Regions from separate parts of the Homo sapiens genome. Here region 1 is linked to region 2. A link is an interaction called in ENCODE POLR2A ChIA-PET data of the cell type or tissue named here. Cell type or tissue: HepG2. All regions are shown on one strand. Region 1 overlaps PPP1R37 (protein phosphatase 1 regulatory subunit 37). Region 2 overlaps CBLC (Cbl proto-oncogene C).

Region 1 (2,500 bases), 300 kb after region 2:
TTGTTGGCATCAATCTCATAAGCTGTGGGGAGGGACAGGGGGTGTCATTTGAGCTGTGGATCTAGTGGAAGGGTGGCGTGACCCCAAGGCCAAGGGGTAACAGAAGAGCTGACAGGTCTGAAGGGGGGAGACTCAGTTATCCGGAAGCTGTTGTGCCGTGCTAGAGATGGAGCGCTGCCTAGGCCAGGGGATGGAGGAGCGCCCCTGGGTGAGGAGGAAGCAGCACTGGGGGCACCCCAGTGCAGGGGTCTCCTTCAGCAGAGCCTCACCCCTGGGGCTACAGTGGTGGCCCAGCTGGGTGGGAGCTGTGGGGGGTGTCTACCTGAGGGTGAGCGCTCCCTCAGGCCCTGCAGGGGCCCAGGGTTTGGGGATTCCTGGAGATGAGGTGATCTGGAGGAGGGGGATTGTGAGGGAGGGTCTCGAGCCTGCCCAGGCTTATCCGGATTCCCATCTCCCACAGTGGGGTTCCGCCTGCTGGGGCTGCTGTTTCCTCATTACGTGAATGGCCATCTGATGTTCTTCTGTTGTGTGCTTGTTTTCTTGGTGGTGGTCTCTCTCCCGCGCTGGAATGGGAGAGCAGAGGCCGAAGTCCATCCTCTTCTCCGCTTTCCTCAAGGACACTCAGTTGTTGAATGAGCGCCTGTGGGCCCGTGAGGCCTGGTGGTGTCTGAGAGCCACCTAGCAGAGTGACATGTAGCTGAATGTCAGGGGCCTGAGCAGCCTGGCGTGGGGATGCCAGTGGGGCAGCAGTGTGCTCTGTGGCCTCTGGCAAGCATGGGTTCTTGCAGAGCATTGTGTTTCCTCACCTGTGAAACAGGGCCAGTGATCCCTGCCCTGCAGACCACCAGGATGTCAGAGGATAGGGTGAACCTGCTGGGGGCAGGTCTCCTCAGCAAGCCACAGCCAGGTGTGTGTAGATGGGCAGGGAAGCTCGGGGAGGAGGCAGGCTGGGAATCGTGAGTGAAAGAGGCCGCTTCAGCACTGCCAGGCTGGGCACGTGGGTGCCCGTGGGGAGCGAGCTAGCCGGCTGCACTGCACCCCATCATGTTGTGGCAGACCCTTCAGCTCTTCTGAAGGCCAAGGCCAGACTTACACAAGGAACCCATCAGGCCAAACTGCAGGAATGACCTGAGGCTCGGCTGGTCTCCTCAGTCCCAGCTGAACTCTGTGGGGTTGGAAAGATAGGCATGTGAGAGGGACTTGTGATGAGAGCACATGACACCAGCCACAGTCCGGGAGACTCATCTCCCCTCCTCCAGTCCTGCCGGTGACTCACTCCCTGCTCCCTGACCATCAGTCCTCCAGTGTGTGTGCGTTGGGGGTTTGCCCACTAGGAAGCTACTTGCATGAAGTCAAGGTGTCTGCAGGGCAGGGTGAGGGGGCCCAAGCATGCTACCATCTCTGGCCACCTGAGCTTTGGAAGGCAGCGGGAGGGGTGGGGGCAGGGTGTTCTTAAATGCGGATCTTAGGGCATGGAAATGCCATACTGTTGGCTATTGAAACCCGTGCTGCAGATTCAGTCCTAAAAGCAGGCTGGACAGGTAGACATGCATCTGTCAGTGGTGGAAAGAGGCCCCAGGTTAGAGAATCGGCTTGCTTCAGCATTCGTGGTGGAGCTGCTGGGGAGTAGGGAACAGGGTCGAGGCGGGTGCTTTGATGCATCTGCTCAGATTTCCGTCTGGGCCCAGCTCCACCTCCTGCTGCTGGAGTTGGCAAGTAGACCCTGCCACTGAGCAGCCACGTGACTTTGGCGATTGTTCTCTCTGCCTCGATTTTTCTGTGTCTAAAATGCAGCAGTATGTCCTCATAGGGTGATTGGGAGGATTAAGTGAGATAACACAGTGCCTGATCCATAGTAAATGCCCAGCAAATGCCTCCCTTGTTATTCCTGTCATCACCACTCCTCTGCCCCCACCTATAGCCCTAACATTTTGTTTCTGTTTCCTGCCCGTGTTGTGTATTTGTACTCCTCTTTCCCCTATAGTGTCCCACGTCAGCGTCCCTGCTTTCCCTCAGAGGCCCACTCCTCCAGGCTGGGTGCCCCAGCAGTCCCTGACCTCCAGGCCTGACTCTGTCTCTGCCAAGCTGTGTGACCGTGGACAATTTGTCCAATCTCTCTGAGCTAAAACTAAATCAGCCTGTCTCAGCCCACTAGTAGAAGAGGCAGCAGGGGTACCAAGATTCCACACTGGCCATGTTAGTTCCAGCTTCTGCCTACTCTGGCTGATGACTTTGGACAAGTTGCAGCTCCTCCCTGAGCCTGAGTCTCCTCTGGAGCGGGGGCTCCACCACCCCAGCCCCCTGCCCTGTTGGAGCATGATCAGGTTAGTGGTGGTATTGTGCTGGTGCCTGTCCTCTGCCCTCCCAGGCCCTTTGCACACTGTGACTCGCCGCTCTCCGTGCCTGTACATGCAGTTGGGCCGCCTGATTCTTTGTGCCTGTGATTATCTGTGCTCGCATCTATTTCCCCCTTCAAGGGCAAAGACTGTGTATGAGTCAC
Region 2 (2,500 bases):
GCTTGAGCCCAGGATTTTGAGACCTTTCTGGGCAATATAGCGGAACCCCGTTCTCTAAAAAAAAAAAGAAAAGATGAAAATAGCACCGCTGTCCCTCGGGGCCCTGCTCTGCTGTATGTTCAAAGATCTTTCGCCACCCGGCAGAGCTTAGGGTTGGTTTTGTCGGCTTTTATCACTGTCAGGTTGCAACCTTCCTGCAGGTCAGGCCTTTGTTGTCTTCTCCGTCATATCTCCAGAGTGCAGAACAGTGCCTAGCACACATACACGTCATAGGTGCTCAATAAATAGATGCCAAATGAATACACTGAAGTGAGTCTTCCCAACAGCCCTATGAAGTCAAAAGTGTTCCTCTCCCGGCTGGGCGCGGTGGCTTATGCCTGTAATCCCAACATTTTGGGAAGGTGAGGCAGGTGGATCACTGAGTTCAGGAGTTCGAGACCAGCCTAACCAACATGGTGAAACCCTGTCTCTACTAAAAATGCAAAAATTAGCTGGGCGTGGTGGCGCACACCTGTAATCCCAGCTACTTGGAAGACTGTGGCAGGAGAATCGCTTGAACCCGGGAGGTGGAGGTTGCAGTGAGCCAAGATCGCGCCACTGCACTCCAGCCTGGATGACAGAGGGTGAGACCCTGTCTCAAAAAACAAACAAACAAATGAATGTTCCTCTCCCCATTTTCCAGAGGAAAAAAGTTCAGAGAGGTGACAGTACCTGCCCAAAACCACACAGCCTGAAAGAGGAGAAGTCAGCGTTGGAGTCTTTAAGGCCCCCAAACCATCTACTTATTTTTTTGTTGTTTCTTTGTTTGTTTGTTTTTCTTTTGAGATGGAGTTTCACTCTTGTTGCCCAGGCTGGAGTGAAATATTATGATCTCAGCTCACTGCAACCTCCGCCTCTGGGGTTCAAGCTAATTCTCCTGCCTCAGCCTCCTGAGTAGCTGGGATTACAGGCAGGTGCCACCACGCCTGGCAAATTTTGTATTTTTTAGTAGAGATGGGGTTTCTCCATGTTGGTCAGGCTGGTCTCGAACTCCCAACCTCAGGTGATCCGCCTGCCTCGGCCTCCCAAAGTGCTGGGATTACAGGGGTGAGCCACCGCGCCCGGCCTACTTATTTTTTAATAAGCCCTGTCCTGGCTTTCTTTTCTCCCTACGCTGCCACCCCAGGATTTTTGGGACCCTGGATTGCTGGGGAGAAGCAGATCTCTTAGTATCTCCGGCTGAGTACACACAGGCTTCGATCAATACTGAGCTGTCTTCAAACAAACAGCTCAGGAAGTCCGGGAACATTATTCGACCACAGCAAACAAGAGAGCCAGCAGGAAGCGGGGCGGTGGGGGGGAGGGTGGCGGTGAAACCAGCCAGGGAAGCTAAAAACAGATCCAACCTGCCGCCAAAAGCAAATGGAAACATTAGGAGGCACTCAGCCGGCTCCCAGAGGACAGTGATGGGGGACACAGCCAGGACAGCAGGCTGACAGGGACCTCGGGCCTGATGGTGACACCTTTGCCTAGGCCATACCCTCCGCCTCCCCCACCCTTTCCTCCTCTCCCCAAACCCTGCCTGATTAAAATTCCAGTCCACTCCCACCTAGTCTTTCATTCTTCAAAACATACCACAGAAGAGACAGCCTTGGGTTTGTTACTTCTCAGCAAGGCACTGTCATAACTTTTGTTGTTGTTGTTGTTGTTTGAGATGGAGTCTCACTTTGTCACCCAGGCTGGAGTGCAGTGGCACGATCTCAGCCCATTGCAACCTCCGCCTGCCAGGTTCAAGCGATTCTCCTGCCTCAGCCTCCCGAGTAGATGGGGTCACAGGTGCTCACCACCATGCCTGGCTAATTTTTGTATTTTTAGTAGAGACAGGGTTTCATCATGTTGGCCAGGCTGGTCTTGAACTCCTTACCTCCGGTCATCTGCCTGCCTCGGCCTTCTTAAGTGCTGGGACTACAGGAGTGGGCCCCGCCTGTCATAACTTTTGCTATGTGCCTGGCATTGCTTTTTTTTTTTTTTTAAGATGGGGTCTCTGTCTAGCGGAGTGTGGTGGCGTGCACCTGTAATCCCAGCTACTCAGGAGGCTGAGGCAGGAGAATCGCTTGAACCCAGGAGGCAGAGGTTGCAGTGAGCCAAGATAGCGCCATTGCACTCCAGCCTGGGCGACAGAGCAAGACTCCATCTCAAAAAAAAAAAATAGGGTCTCTGTCAGCCAGGCTGGAGTGCAGTGGTACAATCACAGCTCACTATAGCCTCAATCTTCTGGGCTCAAGTGATCCTCCCTCCTTAGCCCCCAGAGTAGCTGGGACTACAGGTGCCTGTCTCCACACCCGAATCATTTTTAAATTTTTTGAGCAGTGAGGCTGGGGCTGCTGTGGACACTGGATGTGATGGGACTGTGTCAGTGGTCAGTGTCACCGTGGTTGTGATCTGTGTATGGTGCTGTGGCCCCTGGGGTTGCTGTCTGCACGCTGCTGTTCTCCATCTGAGAAACCTCCCTTTAGGGGAC

The links. Peaks named below come from ENCODE experiments on the same cell type or tissue, not always from the same donor. Only the 100,000 strongest peaks of a DNase experiment are listed, where the experiment ranks them.
Region 1: POLR2A ChIA-PET joins it to region 2 with 6 read pairs; 1 of 35 experiments calls an interaction of 5 or more read pairs at or near these places.

What each region holds. Positions count from the first base shown.
Region 1 is chr19:45,097,206-45,099,705 of GRCh38, forward strand. All of the region lies in intron 1 of PPP1R37 (protein phosphatase 1 regulatory subunit 37), which reads left to right. Among named protein-coding and RNA genes, the nearest start is that of PPP1R37, 5.3 kb to the left of the region's middle. RefSeq lists enhancers at 343-931, 932-1,521. In HepG2, no CTCF peak of the experiment used is centred here; DNase peaks (open chromatin) are centred at 616, 1,256, 1,666 and 2,466; H3K4me3 peaks cover 648 bases.
Region 2 is chr19:44,795,579-44,798,078 of GRCh38, forward strand. All of the region lies in intron 9 of CBLC (Cbl proto-oncogene C), which reads left to right. Among named protein-coding and RNA genes, the nearest start is that of BCAM, 12 kb to the right of the region's middle. In HepG2, no CTCF peak of the experiment used is centred here; a DNase peak (open chromatin) is centred at 1,283; H3K4me3 peaks cover 291 bases.